2 separate regions of the Homo sapiens genome follow, and region 2 is linked to region 1. The links are chromatin contacts, found by POLR2A ChIA-PET in ENCODE. All regions are on one chromosome and are shown on one strand. Each heading gives the region's core, a stretch centred on a gene start or an enhancer-like site at or near the end of the contact. The rest is flanking DNA. Distances are from core to core; before and after follow the strand shown.

Region 1 (5,780 bases), core at 1,031-3,530:
TTTGTAAGGTGTTGTCTAGGGATAACTATACTTGTTAGTGATGTCTTTGCCTTTTTTGATATCACTTAACATTAAGGAAGAAAAATACCACTGTCATTTTATGTAGCAGAAGAAAAACTGCTCTTGGTCCTCTGGTGACAGAAAGTACTCTCAGGATTGAGAGGATCAGTGTCTCTACATAACCATAATCCTTGAGAAGTTTGCTGTAGACTCTCAAAGTGTGGATCTTTGGCACCACCTAGGAGTATGTTTGAAATGCAGGATTTCGGGTCCTAATCATTGGATTATAATGCATTTTAATAAGATCCCTAGGTGATTTGAAAGCACCTTCCAAAGTGGATGCCTGTATATTTAATTTAAATGGTTTGAGATAAGGTGAATAAGAAAAATCCTTGGATTCAATATAACACCAGTTCTGTCTTTGAGAGATTCCCAATAAGGGAGCCTCAATGTAGATCCCCGTACTGTCCTTTCACACTTGCAATTATTTTCTTGTTTAATGTGTTTTTTTCTCCTTCTGGATTCTAAGTTTTCTCCTCCTGGACTGAGGGTTTGTTCATCATTTTATTTCCCAGCACATTAGGACATTGCTTAGCAAATATGTTTTCAATAATTTTCTTATTTGTGTGAGTGACAGGATCTCACTCTGTCACCGAAGCTGGAATGCAGTGGTATCTTCTCAGCTCACTGCAACCTCAACCTCCTGGGCTCGTGATTCTTCCACCTCAGCTTCCTGAGTAGCCGGGACTTTAGGTGTGTGCCACCATGCCTGGATAATTTTTGTATCTTTTGTAGAGACAGGGTTTTGCCATGTTGTCCAGGTGGTCTTGAACTCCTGGGCTCAAGCAGTCCGTCCACCTTGGCCTCCCAAGTGCTGGGATTACAGCCATTTTTTTTTTTTTTTTAATTAACTGAAGATTGTCATGGGAGAGAACAGTGGCCTATGAGTGAGGAAATCCGAGATTCAGAGTCTTTGGTCTGTCACTAGCTATGTGACCTTGGGCAGATGACTTAATTTCTTAGTTTCTATTTCCTCTGCCTACTGGAGGGTAACGAATGCTTCTTCCATTGGGTTAATGTGAGACTTGAATGACAGAATGTATATGAAAGCTTTTCATAAACCAGAGTCCTGTATAAACACTGTCATTATCTCCACTCATGAAATTCCCAAGCCCAGTGTATAAACTGTTTGTGCATTCCAGTTTTTTGTTTAGCTGTCTTACAAATGTATGGCATTATTGCATAATAAAATGAACATTTATTGAACACCTCCTGTGTGTAAAAGCGAAGTGTTAGGTGCTTGCTGGTGGTGGGAGGAGAAAGGAAGGGGTTTAGAAATAAACAAGATGTGCCGGGCGCAGTGGCTCACGCCTGTAATCCCAGCATTTTGGGAGGTGGATCATGAGGTCAGGAGATCGAGACCATCCTGGCTAACACGGTGAAACCCCGTCTCTACTAAAAATACAAAAAAATTAGCCGGGCGTGGTGGTGGGCGCCTGTAGTCCCATCTACTTGGGAGGCTGAGGCAGGAGAATGGCGCAAACTCAGGAGGTGGAGCTTACAGTGAGCCGAGATTGTGACACTGCACTCCGGCCTGGGCAACAGAGCAAGACTCCGTCTCAAAAAAGAAAAAAAAAAAAAGAAATAAGATGCGGTCTCTGTCCTCAAGAATCTTAGCACTGGAGACCAGCGTGTTACATAGATGTGCTCCTTAATGGTTGTTTTAAACTCTCAGTTCCAAGTCCACTGGCTAATGATGGTTAAAGACCCTTGCACTGCAAGATATTGCATTGAGTATACAAACTTTCTTGGGTGTATGTGTGAAATAATTGCAGTCTGTGTTCATCAAAAATTAGGAATATAAAGAAAAAAATTGCTGTCAGCCAGGCGCAGTGGCTCATGCCTGTAATCCCAGCACTTTGGGAGGCTAAGGTGGGCAGATCATCTGAGATCAGGAGTTCGAGACCAGCCTGGCCAACATGATGAAACCCCCGTCTCTACTAAAAATACAATAATTAGCCAGGCATGGTGGCACTCGCCTGTAATCCCAGCTACTTGGGAGGCTGAGGCAGGAGAATCGCTTGAACCTGGGAGGCGGAGGTTGCAGTGAGCTGAGATCATGCCACTGTACCCCAGCCTGGGCAACAGAGTGAGAATCTGTCTCAAAAAAAAAAAAATTGCCGTCAATACCACAGTTATAAATATGTGTAGTGCATTCACCTATTCAAAACAGCAAGAATTTTGCCGAATTGAGCTTCCGGTTTTTAGTCAGATGCTGTTTTTATTGTGTGGATGCGGGGGCCTCCCCTGCTTGTTCTTGGCATTGCTGCCACTGCTGTTCCACTTTAGCATCTTGGTTTTTAACATGGAGGGGAAGTGGTAGGAATCCTTCGGTGCACTCGCTTCCTGTAGTTCACTTGGGCATTTCAGGTAGATATTGGAATGGGCTGGAAGTGGTCTGCAAAACTCCAAGGCATAGAAGGCCTCCCTGAGATGTTTGCTTACCACTCCAGCCTCATCCGTGCCTTCCTGCTCTAACATCCCTCCCCCACAGTGTTCAGTGATTTTATTTGCATTTCTCTCAACCTGCTTTGCTCCATCTTTCTGCCTTTGTAAATGCCGTTCCTGTTATTCTGGCTGTTATTCTTCTCCTCCCCACCCCCATTTCTTTAGCTCAGGAGCCAACTTTTTCCCTGGCCTGTGCCCCCTTCCCAGTTTGTTAGATACCATTTCAGTGCCCTTTATAGTCCTTATCATAGTCCTTTCCAAAAAGACATTGTACTCCACCCACTGTCATGTGTATGATCTCTTTGAAGATGGGGCATTTTCAAAAAATGTTTGTTTTAAATCTCTACCACCTAGCATAGTGCCTCTTAGTAACAATTTTTTTTCCTGACTAATCAATGACATTTTCAAGAATTTTGTTTTTTTTTTTTTTGAGATGGAGTCTTGCTGTGTCACCTAGGCTGGAATGCAGTAGTGTGATCTCGGCCCACTGCACCCTCTGCCTCCCGGGTTCAAGCGATTCTCCTGCTTCAGCCTCTTGAGTAGCTGGGATTACAGGCGCGTGCCACCATGCCCGGCTAATTTTTTGTATTTTTAGTAGAGATGGAGTTTCACCATGTTGTTCAGGCTGGTCTCGAACTCTTGACCTCGTGATCCACCGCCTCAGCCTCCCAAAGTGCTGGAATTACAGGTATGAGCCACCACACGTGGCCTGACATTTTCAAGAATTTCATCACGGGTGGTGAGAGTATGAGTGATTCTCCTCAGTCTGTTGTATGTTTTTCCATTGTAAAGATTTTAGGGAAAATATTAAAAGGTGGCTACTGTGCACAGAAGAGTTTAGAATACCTATTTATTGGATTTTTATAATAAAAAAACTTTTTTTTAATAGACACGGGGTCTTGCTATGTTACCTAGGCTTGTCTTGAACTCCTAGGTTCAAGTGATCCTCCCACCTTGGCCTCCCAAAATGCCGATATTACTGGCGTGAGCCCCTGCACTCAGCCTTATTTATTGTATCTTTATCACATAGTTTTGTAGAGACCTTCTTTACAGGATTGTCATATACCAGGCACAAGTTTCCTATTTTCCAATGTGCCCTGTAAATTGTGTTCCCTCTACCAGGGAATGAGAGTGCTCATTTCCCTGCATTCCCACTATCATTGCATCATTAAGAAAAAGAGTCATGAAAGCTTCTTGGACTTTTAAAATTAATGCCAAATAAACAAGATAATAGTAAAGGTACTTCCAAATAATTTCTGTCCCCTGTATTTCTTTTCTTCTTTTTCTTTTCTTTCTTTCTTTTTTTTTTTTTTTTTTGAGACAATCTTGCTGTCACCCAGGCTGGAGTGCAGTGGCGTGATCTTGGCCCACTGCAAGCTCCACCTCCCAGGTTCAAGTGTTTCTCCTGCATTAGCCTCCCAAGTAACTGGGATTACAAGTGTGTGCCACCACGCCCGGCTAATTTTTGTGTTCTTAGTAGACAAGGGATTTTCCCATGTTGGCCAGGCTGATCTCCAACTCCTGACCTCAAGTGATCTGCCCACCTTGGCCTCCCGAAGGATTACAGGTGTGAGCCACTGCATCTGGCCAATTTAATTTTATTATTTTATTTTTGGAGATAAGGTCTTGCTCTGTGGCTGAGTCTGTAGCACAGTGGCCCAACAACTGCTTATTGTGGCCTCCACCTCCTGGGCTCAGATGATCCTCTTACCTCAGCCTCCTGAGTAGCTGGGACCACAGGTACACGTCACCACACCAAGCTAATTTTTTTTTTTTTTTTGAGATGGAGTCTCACTCTGTCGCCCAGGCTGGAGTGCAGTGGCGCGATCTTGGCTCACTGCAAGCTCCGCCTCCTGGGTTTACGCCATTCTCCTGCCTCAGCCTCCCGAGTAGCTGGGACTACAGGCACCCGCCACTGCGCCCAGCTAATTTTTTGTATTTTTAGTAGAGACGGGGTTTCGCCGTGGTCTCGATCTCCTGACCTTGTGATCCGCCCGCCTCGGCCTCCCTTAATACAGCCACTGCGCCCAGCCTTAATTTTTAAAATTTTTTGTAGAGACAGCGTCTCCCTATGTTGCCCAGGGTGGTCTTGAAGTCCTGGGCTTGAGCAATTCACCCGTCTCAGCCTCCCAAAGTGTTGGAATTACAGGCATGAGCCACCGTGCCTGGCCAGAATGAAGTTTTAAAATTTAAAATTTAGATTTAAAATGAAGTTTTAACAATTTACTAGAAAAATAATGCTTTTTTCGAAATTAGCATATAGTATAGTCTATAAGGGTGGATTTCACAAACTGAGATATTTAACTCAGTGTATATCTTGTTTCTTAGTTTTTTTTTGATATTTTACTACAGGCAATAAACTGATAATTTAGTGTACATAAACATGTTTGGGAGGCAGATGGCATATGTGGAGCTCTAAAAATAACTAAATTCTGGGGGTAGATTTAAAGTTACTTTTCACTTACTTCTCTTAATTCTTTTATTGCTTTTCTCATGGAGTCTGTTAGAAAGCTATGCCAGGGTTTTTAGTTTCTGATTATTTCAGGATGAAGAGTTTTTTTCTTTTAGTAACTCTTTCCCCAAAGTATGAGTAAACAGTCGTGTCCAATTGCTAGTGCATGTGAAGAATATGCTTTTATGGCATGCTTGTTATTTTTGAGTATTTACAAGTTGAACTATTAAGAGTAATTTATATGTTACAACAACTCAGAACACTCTACCTTTTTTTATTAGTAAAATCAGTAAATACTGTGCATGATTGTATGTGTGAAACCCTGGTAGCTTAATGAATTTTTTCTTTTTTTAAATGTCAGGTCTGACAACTGTGCTTGCATTTCACTTATTTCAAAAAGAGGAAGAGGGAGGATTTTTGCATTTAGTTTTGTGCATTTTTTTCTTTTTTTCCCTCTGATGGTTTTCACTTATTTCTGTTATCCTCTCTTAGTTTAAATGGTCAGAGTCGAAACCCATTCTAGGTATTGGGGAGCATTGCAACGTCTCAAATAATGTGAAATGTCACTTTTGCAGTTGACTGTATTAGCACTAAAGGGACTTCTTTAAACATTTTTAATTGTACCTTTCCTTTTTTTTTTTTTTTTTTTTTAACACAGCTGTTTCTCTGCCTTGTGTCCCAGGTTTGATTGCATCTGTATATTACTTTCACAGTGGGCCTTTCCTGACATCACACTGATAACCACTAGCTGCTTTTGTTAGACTTTGTTTAGAGAAATCATGGTTGTCCTGTGCTTGGGTACCATAAGCTCATGCTTAAA
Region 2 (5,780 bases), core at 996-3,495, 200 kb after region 1:
AACAAAAACAAAAATTGACAAATGGGATCTAATTAAACTAAAGAGCTTTTGCACAGCAACAGGAACAATAAACAAAATAAACAGACAACCTGCAGAATGGGAGAAAATATTTGCAAACCATGCATCCTACAAAGGTCTAACATCCAGAATCTGTTAGGAACTTAAACAAGCTGACAAGCAAAAAACAAGAGACCTCATTAAAAAGTGGGCAAAAGTCACAAACAGACACTTATCAAAAGGAGATATGCATGTGACCAACAAGTATATGAAAAAAAATGCTCAACATCATTAATTATTAGAGAAATGCAAATTAAAACCACAGTGAGATACCATCATACACCAGTCAGAATGGCTGTCATTAAAAAGTCAAAAAATAACATGCTGGCAAGGTTGCAGAGAAAAGGGAATACTTATACACTGCTGGTGGGAATGTAAATGAGTTCAGCCATTGTGGAAAGCAGTTTGGCAATTTCTTAAAGAACTCAAAATGGCATTACCATTCGACCCAGTAATCCCATTATTGAGTGTATGCCCAAAGGAATATAAATTGTTCTACCATAAAGACACACATCACATGTATGTTCATTGCAGCACTACTCACAATAGCAAAGATATGGAATCAACCCAAATGCCCATCAGTGATAGACTGAATAAAGAAAATGTGGTACATATACATCATGGAATACCATGCACCAAAAAAAAAAAAAAAAAAAAAAAAGAATGAGATCATGTCCTCTGTAGCAACACAGATGGAGCTGGAGGTCATTATCCTAAGTAAACTAACACAGGAACAGAAAACCAAATATTGCCTGTTCTCACTTATAAGTAGGAGCTAAACATTGCGTACACGTGGACACAAAGAAGAGAAAAACAGACACTAGAGCCTACTTGAGGATAGAGGGAGGAAGGAGGGTGAGGATTAAAAAACTACCTATGGGGTACCATGCTTATTACCTGGGTGATGAAGTAATCTGTACACCAAACCCTTGTGACATGCCATTTACCTATATGACAAACCTGCACATGTACCCTTAAACCTAAAATAAAAGTTAAAAATGAATCCTCTTATCCGTCTTCAGGGACCTGTGCTTCAAAGACTCCTCTGACCTCTTCAATTGCCAGAGTTCTCTTGTAATGTTAATTATTTTTTTTTTTAAGAGATGAGATCTTGCGCTATTGCTTGGGTGGGGGTGCAGTAGCACAATCATAGTTCACTGCACTCTCAAACTCCTGAAGTTAAGCAATTCTACCACCTCAGCCTCCTGAATAGCTGGAACTACAGGCATGTGCCTCCATGCTGGCTAATTAATTTTGTTTTTTAAATTTTGTAGAGAAGGGGGTCTCACTTTTTTGCCCAGGCTGGTCTTCAACTCCTGGCTTCAAGCAATTCTCCCACCTCGGCCTCCCAAAGTGCTTAGATTACAAGCATGAGCCACAGTGCCTGGCCTCATTTTGTTAAATGAATGTCACTTACTATTTTCAATATGCTCTTAGCACTTAGTGATATCATACTTATTTTGTTAAATGAGTGTCACTTACTATTTTCAATATGCTCTTAGCATTAAGTGATATCATACTTTGAAGCATCTCTTTTATTGTATTATTTGTTGTAATGCGTATGTATCTTATTTTTGCAGCTTCTCAAAGGCAAACCTCGCTCATATACTTTTGTATCCCTCACTGCACCTAACATAAGTCTATGCAAATAGTAGATCCTCTGTGAAGATTTGTGGAATCAATACCTTTTTAGGAAAACTCAAGCTGAGGGGAGATATCTTTGTAGTTGAGAGAGCTCTCTGTGAGAGGAGGTTGTGTGAAGGCAGTCATGGTGACAGCCTTTTCTTTCCAGTGACACAGTGGGAGGAAAGTTCTCCCCTGTACACATCTATCCCGTGCTGAGAATGTAATCCCCATGATGAATATCAAGTGAGTGATACATGCTAGAATCTCAAACTATGACACTAAAGGGAAAGAATGACGAGATAATTTTGTCTTCTCAACCACTGACTTTTCTGCCTTATTCATCATGAGATCATGTTCACTAACAACGGCGGATGGGAGAGTGGGGATCTGTCTGTCCATCTCATACTAGTTTGGCATCTCTGTAGAAAGAAAAATTGACAGAAAAAGCAACTGTTTCCTTTTTAAGCATCCTTCTGTTTGCTCCTTTCTGTTTTGTCTGTTTCTGAAGTGCACTTTCGCCGTCCCTCTAAAGATGTTGGTTCTTTTATAACAGCAGAGGTCCTCCTTGCTCAGCAGTCCTCCAGGATCAAGAAACTACTCATCCTAAAAGCTCGAGATCACTGGGAACTGCGTGACTTAAACAGATGATTAAAGACCCATTGTCTGTGCTGTAGCTGGGTTTATGATGCCTTTTCATCACGACACCTGCCAACATTTCAAGGTTCTAATTAGCTGCCAATCAGGGTAAAAAGCTCAGAATAAGCAGCATTGTGCCTGGAATTACTATGTGGAAGTATATGCAAATTACTTGGGTTAAAGATAAAGAATCTGCACTTTAGAGAATGAAAAGCTGTATTAATCTAGGATTATTAAACATTGGTAAATGCATTATTGACCTTGTCATGATGCCAGATTGTGATCAAGAGCCATCCCAGATTTTCTGGACAGTGGTAAAACATGCTGGCTCTGGCCTGGCTAGTTCCATTTGAATAGCAGGGAGCAGAAAACCAAAGCCTATACTAATCTGAGTGTGTCTGGAGTCCCGAGCCCATGAGATCGGGACAAGCTCTACCCTGTGCCACCCACATTTTCCCATCTGTATCCATCTCCCACTGTGTTATCAGACACTCCAGATGGAGCTTCCTGTACCATTGTTAATTATTATTATTATTTTTTTCTGTTCACCCATAATGTCTCTGAATCTACTGGCACTGCAACTGTTGTCTTTGTTGGAAAGAAATGATAGCCTTCCAAAATGGTGATGACGGCATATCTTTGTGAGCTTTTAGGAGCAATGTGCATACTATTTAAGTTTTAAAAAATAATAATTTTGTCCTGACACTTTAAAAAAGTGAATTTCTTTATAATTAGTTCCAGTGTTTAGGATTGCTTTAAAAATCACTAGTGTTTTTTCCTTTAAACAAGAAGAAAAGATTCAGCTTGTTTTTCTTGTTTGGTATTTTTTTTTGGATGAAAAGCACTATAGAAATGTAAGCTATTATTAATCCACCCCTTCTCCAGACACATGTTGACGGGGGCTCTAAAATGTATATCAGCTAACGGCATGTCTCAGCTCAAAGAAAGCTGCAAAATTATCTTGAAGCATGTTCTTCGAATTTGCCCAAAGCCTGTCTATTTCCATGGAAATAGAAGTGGCATCCTGCAGCTGAGGCTGCTGTTGGTTTTAGCAGTTACAGCAGGTTTAGCTGGATGGATACTACCTCCTGGACAATACTTAATGCTTTTTCCTAAGTGTTTTTTATAGCAAGGGTAGGGAATGAGTTAAATTGTGCCTGGATACAGAGGGACAGACAGAGAGATCTTGTAGATTTCCTCCAAAGCCTTGCATATTATAATAAGATCTTGATGACTATTACTTCTGTTGCAACTGCCTGCTTACTGGTATTGCATAGTAAGATGAAGAAAAAAATCATCATGTTTTGCCCAACAGCTTTACCAGCTGTGTGCCTAGTTGGAATTTTCTAAGTAATACTTCCTTTTCCACTATTGGCCACAGCTAGTGTTAACTGACCCTAAGCAATCCAGTAATCAAAGTCTCTGTTATCATTGTCCTCTTTGGGATATTAAGTACATGCATGTGTGTATCACTGTGTTGGGCACTGCATAGGCCAGACAGAGACAGCTAAAGGCCACTCCAATGCAGTGAACATGTGGAGGACATGGTGGGAACTAGCAAGCCCCTAACACGATAGGAGTTGACAAGCCTACAGACTTGCACTGAATGCCAATTAATGTAAGTGCATTTGATGAATTACCATTTTTTTTTTAACCAGGGTGAGATTTGTAGAAATTTGTGCAAATTTGGAAAATTTTTATTGTAATTTGGAAATGAGTGATAGCACTGAGTCCTTCTTAGTTTCGTATCCCTGAACCCCTCTAGAAGAATTGTAGGAGCCTTAGGTTGTTAACATGGGAACCATTAAGACATCTTCTTAAGGTCTCACTTGGATCCTATTTCCTGAATAGCTCTGTGAGGCTAAGCTTTACCGTATGTTTTAGTTATCTGTTCACCATGAAACTCTGGTTTAAACAACAATCATTTGTTTGCTTATGATTATCTAATTTGGCTATGACTCAGCAAGGACAGTGTGATTCTGTCCTATGTGGTATTAACTTCCAAGATGGCTGGCTCACATAGTTGGCAAATTGGAACTCAGCTGCGGGAGTCAGCCAAGGGTGCCTTGGTTGGCAGGATTCCCAGGTTCTTCTCTGTGTGGCCAGCGTGGGCTTCCTTACAGCAAAGTGGTCCAGGGTAGTCGTATTCCTTACATTATGGCTGCCTTCCTCCAGAGTGCAAACGCAGAAGTCCCAGGCCTTTTTTAGGCTAGTCTTGGAACTAGCACAGCATCACTTCTGCCAGGTCACAAGGGTGGCTCACTTTCAAGGAGAGGGACTCCATAGATGTGAGTCCTAGGAAGTGTGACTCATTGGGGGCTATTGATGTAATCATCTCCCAGTTTGGTTTCCTGATTCTTATGGCTGTCGCTGCCCTGATACCGAACTTGGCACCCCCGTTGCTCAAAGTCTTAGGGACCTGCCCTACTCTTTCTAGAACTTTCAAGGACTGAAACTCTTCTTTTCAGGCTTTGTCCTCTTGGTAGCTATCAAATACCTTGCTCTGTCTTGCTGGCACAACCATTGATTTCCCCATGAAGTTTTCTGGAGGCTGTCCTAGGCCTTTACTATGCTCCTGGCTTGCAAACAGAGTCCTGAATGCATTGAGGTATACGGGATGGTGTGCCAAGGAGGTGGGGAACTGTGAGACATATACATGAATCATCTTACCCCAAAGTTGATTTTACCTGAAAATAAAGATTTTCAAAATTCTCATTTCAATCATTATATTTTTATATGAATTAACGTGGTTATATTATGAAATAAAATATGAGGTTCTATTGAATTTTCAAGATAAAACACAAGGCTTCAAGAATATTTAAAGCTTAGTCAGGCTGCTTGAAGCTATACTCCCAGATTCCTGGGCCAGGGGTATATTCTCCCATGTCACTGCTGGCCTGTTCAGTTTTTGTATCAGAAACTCTCCTACTGGTCTTGCTTATCATGCCATCCATCCATGTCCAGATTAGCCTATACTGTGGCCTTGGCCTTGGTGATAGTGCTTATAAGGCTTGTTGTCTACACCAGTTTTCCTGTAAAGGGAGAAAGCTCTTTGGTGAAGGAGGAGGAAATGTACATTGTTTCTGTATCCTCATTCTGGGACTCAAATCTTGTTCTAAACTTTGCTCCATTAAAACCAGACCCTCCTACTTGCTCTGTGTACTTCTCTTGCCACTTGCTTTTCTAGCCTTTCAATATCACTGAATACTAGAGTGTATTGCTCCGAATAGAAGCCCCAGAGGCCAGGGATTCCCTCCTCTGTTGCTGTCTTTAGCATGGCTGAGGGCCTCAGTAGCGCTGAGCTTTGGCAATTGCTCATTTCTAATTATCTGGTCTTTTGCAAAGTCCACAAGGCTGTACTAGTCCACAGGCTGAGTCTGTTACTGTGGACCCCAGTCCTACTTCTTCAATAGGGAAAGGGTAGTGTCTGGAGAGCTCAGTGCTGAATTTTAGGTAGGATG

What was found. ChIA-PET counts read pairs that join two places held with the same protein, here RNA polymerase II (POLR2A).
Region 2: POLR2A ChIA-PET joins it to region 1 with 12 read pairs in naive thymus-derived CD4-positive, alpha-beta T cell. The contact joins two enhancer-like sites. POLR2A ChIA-PET finds 5 or more read pairs at or near these places in 3 of 52 experiments (BJ, Panc1 and naive thymus-derived CD4-positive, alpha-beta T cell).

What each region holds. Positions count from the first base shown.
Region 1 is chr4:70,925,376-70,931,155 of GRCh38, forward strand. The region is part of intron 1 of MOB1B (MOB kinase activator 1B); the gene reads left to right. Among named protein-coding and RNA genes, the nearest start is that of MOB1B, 26 kb to the left of the region's middle. Within about 2 kb of position 2,281, at least 3 of the 41 ENCODE cell types and tissues checked have a DNase peak (open chromatin) inside an H3K27ac peak, as active enhancers do.
Region 2 is chr4:71,129,091-71,134,870 of GRCh38, forward strand. It overlaps a transcript of SLC4A4 not described here. Among named protein-coding and RNA genes, the nearest start is that of SLC4A4, 55 kb to the right of the region's middle. Within about 2 kb of position 2,246, at least 2 of the 41 ENCODE cell types and tissues checked have a DNase peak (open chromatin) inside an H3K27ac peak, as active enhancers do.